Linked DNA regions of Homo sapiens: region 2 is linked to region 1. Evidence: read pairs that join two places in POLR2A ChIA-PET (ENCODE). Cell type or tissue: OCI-LY7. All regions are shown on one strand. Each heading gives the region's core, and the rest is flanking DNA. Links, peaks and the distances in the headings are about the cores only.

The links. Peaks named below come from ENCODE experiments on the same cell type or tissue, not always from the same donor. Only the 100,000 strongest peaks of a DNase experiment are listed, where the experiment ranks them.
Region 2: POLR2A ChIA-PET joins it to region 1 with 5 read pairs; 11 of 35 experiments call an interaction of 5 or more read pairs at or near these places.

Annotation. Positions count from the first base shown.
Region 1 is chr16:27,251,890-27,257,376 of GRCh38, reverse strand. The region is part of intron 2 of NSMCE1 (NSE1 component of SMC5/6 complex); the gene reads left to right. Among named protein-coding and RNA genes, the nearest start is that of NSMCE1-DT, 14 kb to the left of the region's middle. In OCI-LY7, for the core only: no CTCF peak of the experiment used is centred there; no DNase peak of the experiment used is centred there.
Region 2 is chr16:27,371,958-27,377,218 of GRCh38, reverse strand. No RefSeq gene overlaps it. Among named protein-coding and RNA genes, the nearest start is that of IL21R, 28 kb to the left of the region's middle. RefSeq lists enhancers at 1,987-2,106, 1,877-2,171, 2,857-3,036. In OCI-LY7, for the core only: CTCF peaks have their summits at 1,880 and 2,086 (motif pointing right); DNase peaks (open chromatin) are centred at 1,988, 2,318, 2,888, 4,456 and 1 weaker place; H3K4me3 peaks cover 1,185 bases; H3K27ac peaks cover 1,726 bases.

The DNA.
Region 1 (5,487 bases), core at 240-5,239:
GACATAGGTACAATACCATGTAACTTGTTAACCGGTACTCCTGAGCTGAGCATTCAAGCCTCTTCACAATCTTACACGGGCCCATCTTTCTAATTTCATCTTCCACTTTTATTTTTTTTCCAAGTAAACCTGACATTTAGCCCTGTGGATAAAAACTTAGAGTCTAAAGCTGTATAGTTGTGGTTCACACCAAGCCTCCAGGACCTGCCCCAGCCTCAGTTTCTGTATCTGTAAAGTGAGGATAGTAATTGTACTTAACACATAAGTAAGTGCATGGTTCAGGGAATTGAGAGACATGATATGTACAAGACAGTGGCGCAGAGACAGTGCCTAGTGGGGTATTGATGGACACAGGGCAGCTTGGCTGGGTGCGGTGGCTCACGCTGTTATCCCTGCACTCTGGGAATCAAGGTGGGAGGATAGCTTGAGGCCAGGAGTTTGGGACCAGCCTGGGCAATGTAGCAAGACCCTCTCTATTTTTTTATTTGAAAAAAAGAAAATAAATTATAAAACAAAAAAATGGGGGAGCTTAGCACAACACTTAAGGGCACAGCCTTAGACTGGGCCGGACCTGAAGAGTGTGTCCCTGCCCTGTGTCAGCTGAAGGCATTTGGGGCATCTTACGGGGCCACTGGGAGGGGCAAATAAGAAGCCCTTGGAGACAGGACATGGTGCTAAGTTCTAAGTAACTGGAGATGGTGGAAGAAACAGTAGGATCAGTGTTGATAGATCAGTCGAATTAGCATTGGCAGATATTGTTGAGTTGTGTGCCAATATGGGTAGATCTTACTGATTAGATTTTATGCAGTGACAAAGGTGATGGATGAGTAATTGTATGATGTGATTATGTTGTTTTTTTGTGAAGTACAAAATCGTTTTCATTGGTTATGAATGCATTTGCATGTAAAGGTATAAAAGTGGACCAGAAGAAGACGCAGGACACTTGTGAGGTGCTTGTGAGGAGAAGCAGAGTGGGAGTGGGCTGTCAGCAGAGATCACAGGACCCTTCACTTTTATCCTGTTATGTTCTTTTATTAAAAAGAAAAGTCTTGAAGCCAACGTGACATTATTAGCCTAACAACATGACATTAATTAGTGTAGTCTACTGGTTGTCACCTCTGATGAATGGGAATGCAGGCGTTTGGTTTTTATTCTGCCTTATTCTGCCTTTCTCTCTGTATTTTTAATTTTCAAAAGAAAAAGATAAAAAATGACATAGAAGTGAGCCAAGCCAAGAGGTATGAGAAAGGGCGTGTACAGGTACACAGGGAGCAAGTACACAGGTGAAGGGACACAAAAAAAAGGCAAAAAGATGCTTTCATTCTTAGTCCACAGGCATCCTGTAGCTCCTTGCAGTGAGCTGTGAAAGGGCGAAGGGACACCAGAAAGGGTGTCCCTCCTGTCCCCAAAGGCAAACACTTCATGAGTGCATTACATCTTCTTCCCAGCCACTTTTATGCCTTTGCATGCAAATGCATTCAAAAGTGATGAAGATCATTTTATACTTTTCAAAATGTGAAGGGACACGAGAAAAGGTAGGTGTCACATTTGGAGCACTGCAGTTTCTGCAGCATGTTAGAGTTCAAAGCCTGATCCCAGAGAGGTGAGCAGTGAATGGGAATAAGAAGAGGGAGACAGAACAGAAACGAATATTCTTTCAAGGTGTGCAAAGGAAGGAGGAATAAAAGAAGGTGGCGTGTTAGACGGAGAAGAAGCAGTTTGAAGTGTCTGGAGAGTAGCATCTGCGTTCTCCAGAGCACTGGTCCATGGAGGTGTTCCATGGGGAATTCTGGGAGCTCAGTAATGCCAGGAACAAGTTAGCCTGTTGAACTGTGTTTAATTCTGTGTATCCAAACCTAATTGACCTACTGATAACCTACCCTGGGAATCCCTAGACAAGAATATATGATGTGTGGGAAGAGAATACATTCTTTTCGTGTGTAGGTTTGCAGATCATGAAGAACCCTATACACCATAGTAATGGCTTTTTACTTCTGCGGACAGTGTGGCCCTCTTGAAGTATTCAAAGCAGAGAGTGAGAGAGACAGTTTTAGGTTTGAGAACCATCTCCGTGGTGAAGGTAGATGCGCCGCAGTTGTACCAGCAGAGAAGGATCTTTGGTGAGAGACTTTTGTATTGAAAGGGGATGTTATACCTGTTAAGCTAGTTTCTCTTGCTCTTTAAAAAGCATAGTAGCGGCTGGGTGTGGTGGCTCACACCTGTAATCCCAGCACTTTGGGAGGCTGAGGAGGGTGGGTCACCTGAGGTCAGGAGTTCAAGACCAGCCTGGTCAACATGGTGAAACTCCATCTCTACTAAAAATACAAAAATTAGCCGGGTGTGGTGGTGCATGCCTGTAGTCCCAGCTACTTGGGAGGCTGAGGCAGGATAATTGCTTGAACCTGGGAGGCAGATGCTGCAGTGAGCTGAGATCCTGCCCCTGCACTCCAGCTTGGGCGACAGAGCGAGACCATGTATCAAAAAAAAAAAAAAAAAAAAAAAAAAAAAAAGCATGGTTGGACTTTAAACCTACCCCTCAATATCCTCCAGAAATGTGCATAAGAACGCTTGTCTTCAGCCTGAGCAACATGGTGAAACCCAGTCTCTACCAAAAGTACAAAAAATTAGCCAGGTGTGCTGGCACACACCTATGGTCCTAGCTACCCAGGAAGCTGAGGCAGGAGGATCGCTTGAGCAGGGGAGGTGGGGGTTGCAGTGAGCTGAGGTTGCACCACTGCACTCCAGCCTGGGCAACACAGTGAACCCCCATCTCAAAAAAATAAAAGAATGCTTGTGTTAATCCTGAATCTCTTATTTACACGACAATTTAGTCCTTTTCTCTTTTTTTCTCCTGTGAGTCTTGACTGTAAGCTTTCATGTTGGTGGGGAAGTTTCACAGCTCACTGCAAGGAGCCACATGATGCCTTGGTACTAAGACTGAAAGTGTTTTTGCCTTTATTTGACCTTTAAAATTGTTATGATCTAATTTAGGAAAGTCCTGTAGAATGTGTCTAGGAATTGATTTATTCTTCACACTGTGTACCATTTCTTTGCACCTAGATATGGTTATGGCCAGGGTGAACAGGGTAGAACAATCTATTTTGTCCTATCTTCATTTAAGAAAAATGCCAAAAAACTTGTTACTGCATGTTCTTGTTATTAGGGAGATTTTAAACAGGAAATGACAGAAATTATCTAAACTTAAGTGAATACTCGCAAGACCCAATATTATTAATTTCCTATCTTTTGAAGAGATGGCCAGGAAAATCCCCTTGTACCAAATAGAAAAATATTTAGCTTCTAGGAAAATTATGAAACAAAGGAGTGATTGAAATTGCAAGTTATTCTAATTGCCATTTCCCAGGGTGTTTGTCCAGTTTATCAAATCACTTCTTATTCTAGGCTTTGGTTTGGGTTCTCTTCTTACTGTCGTTAAGGGGAAACAAAGTCCCCAATTCTCCTGGCTAGTGAAGAGTTTAGATTTTGTTCTCAAGTTCAGTGCAGGCCTTGGGTCGAGCCTTTCGGAATGGCGCTAGGGACCTGTGTTCTTAGAGGACCTTAGATTTTTGAGCCAGGACTTGCATCCACACATACGTTTATTCAACCAGCAAAGCTTCCCTAGAATCTCAAGTGAGCCAGGCCTCTGTGCTAGGGACTGGTGACTCAGAGATTGAATTTTTATTTTACCATGGCTCTCATGAGTCATACAGACAAGGGGTCAGATGATTCCAATATAGGCCTCCTTGATAGAAGTCGGCACAGGAGGCCTCGGGGGTGGTGGAGAAGGCTTGGGTTTGAGGTTTTCCACTTTTGGCCAGTATGGAGCAACAGGGCTCAGTACACCTTCTTGCCTGAAACAATTCAAAAATGGACAAAGTATAAAATACTGGACATTCGTCAGTCAAGGCCAGTGATCTTTCGAGAGATGGGCAATGAGGGTTTCTTTTTCTCTTGACACTTGATGTGGTATCTTTTCTAACACTACTCCAGTTCTCTAGATAACAACTGGGCATTCCATAATTCAGTTTAATTCTGACACTATCTGCCTGGAGTTAGCATCAAATCCTACAAGTTAAAGGGCTCAGTGTCACAAGACTGACCCAACTTAAGACACCAGTTGTAAGTCCTGGGCTACCTGTGTTTCTGACCAATGGCTGTACATCAGTGGTTCCCATAACTCCCTCTTTGGATTTGATAATTTTCTAGAATGATTCATAGAACTCAGGAAAACACTTTACTTACATTTTGACTTACGTGGTTTTTTTATAAAGGCTACAACTCAGGAACAGCCACATAGGAGAGATCACAGGGCCAGCTGTGGGAAGTGGGGGTGGCATGGAGTTTCCGTGCCCTCTCTACTTGCACCACCGTCTCAACGCCTCTGTGTGTTTAATAACCCGAAGCTCTTCAAATCCTGTCGTTCAAGGGTTTCTTTTTTATTTTTATTTTTATTTTTTTTGAGACAGTTTTGCTCTTGTCGCCCAGGCTGGAGTGCAATGGCAAGATCTCGGCTCACTGCAACCTCTGCCTCCCAGGTTCAAGCGATTCTCCTGCCTCAGCCGCCTGAGTAGCTGGGACTACAGGCGTGAGCCACCACACCCGGCTAATTTTTGTGGTTTTAGTAGAGATGGGGTTTCACCATGTTGGCCAGGCTGGTCTCGAACTTCTGACCTCAGGTGATCCGCCTGCCTCCGCCTCCCCAAGTGCTGGGATTACAGGCATGAGCCACCGCGCCCGGCTAAGTTTTAAATTATTTGTAGAGACGGGGGTCTTCTTCTGTGGCCTAGGCTGGTCTCGAACACCTAGGCTCAAGTGATCATCCTGCGTCAGCCTTCCAAAATGTTGGGATTCAGGCGTGAGCCACTGCACCCAGCCCAGTTTCAGGTTTTATAGGGCCTGTTGATTATTGAATTTGGCACACTCTAAGAAAAATAATCCCACAAAATTGTGAATCCACCATTAGAAATGATTTGAAATATTTATTTAGCCACCGTGCCTGGCCATTCCTGGGTTTCTATGGAGGTTTCTTTACACAGGCATGATTGATCAGTCACTGGCCGTTGACGAGTGCTTCCATCTCCAGTCCCTCTCTTCTCCTCAGATATTGGGGAGTGGCTGAAAGTTCCATGTTTTTTATTGAGGCTTGGTCATTCTGGTGACCAGCCCCCATCCTAGGGGCCTGCCAAGAGTTGCCTCATTAGAGCAAAAGATGCTTCTATCACCTATATGACTCAGGGAATTCTAAGAGTTTTAGAAGTTCTGTACCAGGAACCTGGGGGAAAGACCAAGTAACTTTCTTCTGCCACAAGCGATAGTGGGAGTGAGCAGTACAGCTGCCCCAGCTCAGTGCCTTTAGAAAGTTTCTAGGCCATGGCACAGGGGAAACCCAGGCAGAGCTAGGCAGCCTCCCTGCGTTGAGGAGATGGAGATGAGAGTTCAGGGAGACTAAGGCAGGTAGAGGTTGCAGGACGGAGTACTTACAATGGA
Region 2 (5,261 bases), core at 1-5,000, 120 kb before region 1:
TCTCGGCTAACTGCAACCTCCGCCTCCCGGGTTCAAGCGATTCTCCTCCCTCAGCCTCCTGTGTAGCTGGGATTACAGGGGCATGCCACCACGCCCAGCTAATTTTTTGTGTCTTTAGTAGAGACGGGGTTTCACAATGTTAACCAGGCTGGTCTTGAACTCCTGACCTTGTGATCTGCCCACCTTGGCCTCCCAAAGTGCTGGGATTACAGGCGTGAGCCACCCCATCTGGCCTTGTTTTGTTTTTCTACTGAACACTTAATCTGGGCTGGGCTCTAGGCTGAGGATTGGGGCACAGAAGAAGTAATGAATCTGTGTCCCTGTCATCAAGGGGCATGATAGGAGACATACAGGAGACAAGGTTTTCTGTATGTTTGAAATATTCCATGATTTAATATAAAAAATAATTTTTATATTAAATTTTAGACACAAGGTCTTGCTCTGTTGCCCAGGCTGGAGTGCAGTGGCACGATTATGACTCACTGCAGCCTCAAACTCCTGGGCTTAAACGATCCTCCTGCCTCAGCCTCCTGAGTAGCTGGGACTACAGGCGCAAGTAGTCAATTGCAATAAATGACGATTACAATAAGTGATCGAAGAGGCCCAAGGACAAAGGAGAGAACAATTCTGCCCCCCATCGAGGGGAGGACTCACGGGGAAAGGCCTGCTGCCACTGGGCCTGAGAAGATGATATTTTACAGCAGTTGCCAGGGAATCAGGGGAGGACGATTTGGACCTACAGATATGGATAAGGATTTTGGTTTTTTTTTAGAGAAGAGGCAATGGTGGAAATGTTCTGGAATTACATAGTGGAGATGTGTGTACTACAACATTGTGAATACACTGAAACCCACTGAGTTATATATTTTTAAGTGGTTGAAATAGTGAATTTTACGTCATATAAATTTTATCTCAATAAAAAATAAGCTTATGACTGGGTGCAGTGGCTCGCACCTATAATCCCAGCACTTTGGGAGGCCAAGGCGAGTGGGTCACCTGAGGTCAGGAGTTTGAGACCAACCTGGACAACATGGCAAAATGCCATCTCTACTAAAAAATACAAAAATTAGCTGAGCGTGGTGGTGGGTGCCAGTAATCCCAGCTACTAAGAAAGCTGAGGCAGGAGAATTCCTTGAACCTGGGAAGCAGAGGTTGCAGTGAGCCAAGATAGTGCCATTGCACTCCAGCCCAGGCAACAAGAATGAAACTCCATCTCAAATAAATACATAAATAAATAAGCTTATGTTTCAACCACAGGGAGCTTTCTGGTTGTAAGTGACAAAAATGCCTGTTTAAAAACAAAGTTTAGGCCGGGCATGGTGGCTCACACCTGTAATCCCAGAGCTTTGGGAGACTGAGGCAGGAGAATCACTTGAGACTAGGAGTTTGAAATCAGCCTGGGCAACATTCAGCCTGGGCAACATAGCGAGACACCATTTCTACAAAAAATACAAGTATTAGCCAGGCGTGGTCACTTGTGCCTGTAGTCTCAGCTACTCAGGAGGCTGAGGCAGGAGGATCGTTTAAGCCCAGGAGTTTGAGGCTGCAGTGAGCCATAATCGTGCCACTGCACTCCAGCCTGGGCAACAGAGCAAGACCTTGTGTCTAAAATAATAATAATACATTTTAAAAATAAATAAGAAGTTTATGAATATAGTTTCAGGCATGGATAGATCAAGGTTCTCAAATAATTTCTTCAGGTTGGAAGGTTCTACTCTGGGATCTGCTTTCTTTTGTATTGGCTTTAGTCTCATTCTCAAGCAAGCTGAGGAAGCCTCATTGGTGGCCAAAGAAAAGCAGGGACCTCAGAAGCCAAGACCTACCACCTACCAGCTTTCAAAGCCCAAAGGAAAGAAGGCATGTTTTCCTAATGGTTCCAATGATGCTACCAGGAAAAGCTCTCATTGGTCAGTTTTAATCATATGCCTGTCCCTGAACCAATCTTCAGATTGGGAAAGGAATGCTCTGATTGGCCAAGCCTGAGTCATGTGCCCTGTTGGAAAGCTAGGAGTTAGATCAGTTCTCTGGCAGTTAGATCAGTTCTCTGGAACTGCGAGTGGGAAGACGCTGTCCCGGCAAGGACCACCAGGTGGTGATGTCAGAAGAAGGGAGAGTAGATACAGGGCAGGCAGGATAGCCGGGTTCGTCCGGAAGAGTGGTAGGGAGGGGCGTGCCTGCCAGAGGGAAAGGCATGAGAAAAGGCTTGGAGGTTGAAATTGCATGGTGTGGGCTGGGAACTGTGGCTGGGTGGTGGCGTGTAGTCAGATGATGGTGTCTAGAGGGGTCAGGTCATGTGTCTGAAGACATGAGAAGCCTCACTTCTCACTTTGAACCAGGGCCAGGTACAAAGAGGTTTGGACAGGGCCTGTACGCCAGTGTTGCCCAAACTCTCATCCCTATGCACACAAGTCATTTCTGCCGTATTTACATTTTTTCTCCATCATTACATTTTCTTCATATTGGCCTCCTCGCTTTGTTTAAATCACTTTATTGTCAAATGAAACATTGTCACCATCACACATGAAAGATCAGGATCCTTTACTGTAAATAGAAGGGAACTGTAAAAACAAGCCCATTGAAACCAAAACCGAGTGATTAACTTCCAGCTAGATGCTGCAGCCTGTGGTAGGCTAATCTGGAGAAGAGAAAGAGAACTGAAAAAGGAATTGTTTTCTCAGCTCACTATGCCCACATGCCACCTAAAATCATCTTAGGGACCCCAGGGAGCAGGGAAGGACGCAGTCACAAAGATGGTCCTGGTCCTGGCATGGGGGAGTGTTTGATAAAGACACTACCGGCATAAACCCAGGGGTTACAATAGGGAGGCTGACATGGCTGAACAGAGGAGCTGGAGAGCAGGGTCCCAGGGACAGACTCACAGTACCGGAAGTTCTGCAGGGAGGAAGGAGGTAGTCAATTGAGGAGCACCCGCTCTCTTGCTTTAGCAATCAAAACCAGGAACCAGAAGGAGGAGGTTTGGCGAGGATGAGAAAGAGCTCGTTTGGATATACTGAATCTGAGATGTGGGGATGTCTCTGTGGAGATCCATTCATCTGTTCAAGAAGTATTTATTTATTTACTTATTTTTGTGTATTTATTTAGAGACAGGGTCTCTGTCGCCCAGGCTGGAGTGCAGTGGCGTGATCGTGGCTCACTCCAACCTCGACCTCCTGGGCTCAAGCGATCCTCTCACCTAAGCCTCCCCAGTAGATGAGACTACAGTTATGCACCGCCATGCCTGGCTACTTTTTGTATTTTTTGTAGAGATGGAGTTTTGCCATGTTGCCCAGGCTGGTCTCAAACTCCTGGGCTCAAGCAGTCCACCTGCCTTGGCCTCCCAAAGTGCTGGGATGACAGGCGTGAGCCATGGTGCCCAGCCAAGAAGTATTTATTGAGCACCTACTATGTGCCAGGCACTGTTCTAGGCCCTGGGATAAGGCAATGAGCCAACCAAACTGAAATCTCTGCCCACCATGAGTCTACTTTCTTTGGGGGAGATATGGGAGACCTGGTGAGAAATAAGAAATAAAAGACTTAATAATATATACAATATATAATAACATATGTCACACGAGATAGGAATGGCTACTAGCTAGGACATGCAAAATGTTTGGGTGGGAGATGTGGAAACTGAGACATACCCAACTGCAGTTGAATGTATAACTCTGGAGTTCAGGCAAGAGATCTCAGCTGGGGAGATATATTTAGAAGACATCATTCATTCATTCATTCATTCACTTAGTAAATGTTTATTGAGTATGCTCTATGTGCCAAGCACAGTGCTGGGCTGTGGACCACACAGTTCCTGATCCATGCGACTCCAGTACAGATTTAGTGAAGGTTGTAATTAACTCTGTGGAAAGAGGAGAGGAGATGGGGAGGGCCCCAGATGGGCCCTGCGGACCCCTAACGTGTAAGAGAGGGCAGAGGAGAAGACCTTGGAAAAAGAGACTGGAGCCAGGTGCGGTGGCTCATGCCTGTAATCCCAGCACTTTGGGAGACCGAGGCAGGCGAATCACAAGATCAAGAGCTCAAGACCAGCATGGCCAACATGGTGAAACCCCGTCTCTACTAAAAATACAAAAAAATTATCCAGGTGTGGTGGTGGTGGGTGCCTGTAATCCCAGCTACTTGGGAGGCTGAGGCAGGAGAATCGTTTGAACCTGGGAGATGGAGGTTGTAGTGAGCTGAGACTGCGCCACTGCACTCCAGCCTGGGTGATAGAGCAAGACTCTGCCTCAGAAAAAAAGAAAAAGAGACTGGACAGGAACAAACAGCCAGTGTCAGAGAACCAAGAGGGGCCGAGTTTCAGGAGTGAGGGAGATGCTAGTGCCACAGAGTAGTAGGGATTGAAACTGAGACTTGGCTTGGGTGGTGGAGCTGGCTTCAGTGAAAGTAGTTTAGTAGCAGAGTCAGGCCGACTCTGCACAGAGAGGGTAGAGGAGTGGGTGCAGAGGAAGGAAGTGAAGCCCAAGAGAGGAGACAGCTTTTGAGCACAAGCACTGTGGCTGGGGGAGAGAAGGCGAGAGAGAAATAGGAGCCGGGGTGGAGGGAAGCTTGGGCTGTTTGAAGATGGAAAGACTTGAGTAGATATGTGTGGCAATGAGGAAAGGCCAGCAGAGGGAGGCAGGTGAAGACACAGGGGAGTGATGGTGTTTTAGGGTCCAGAGGGAGAAGAGAGCTCAGCCTGGGAGAGAGGGAATGACCCCGCATCAGGAATGGCTGCATCATTGGAGGGGCACTGTGCAAAATAAAAATGCAGGTCTTCTTATTCAAAAAGGGCTGATAATTTGGCCAGGCGCGGTGGTTCACGCTTGTAATCCCAGCACTTTGGGAGGCCAAGGCGGGCGGATCACTTGAGTCCAGCAGTTTGAGACCAGCCTGGCCAACATGGTGAAACCCCGTCTCTACTAAAAATAAAAAATTAGCTGGGCATGGTGGCTCATGCCTGCAATCCCAGCTACTTGGGAGGCTGAGGCAGGAGAATTGCTTGTACTCGGGAGGCAGAGGTTGCAGTGAGCCGAGATTGAGCCACTGCACTCCAGCCTAGGGGACAAGAGCGAGACTCCGTCTCAAAAAGAAAAAACAAAAGGGCTGAGAAATCAAGATGGTCACTCTTGGTTCCTGGATTAGAAGTGGGCTGAGTTGTGGCTTCTGGCTGCCCAGCAGATACCTCTGGGGTAGGAATGGCTGTCACCATGCTCCACCCCAAGGTCCCGTGAGGTGAGCTACTGACCTTGATGATCCTTTGCACCTGTGCC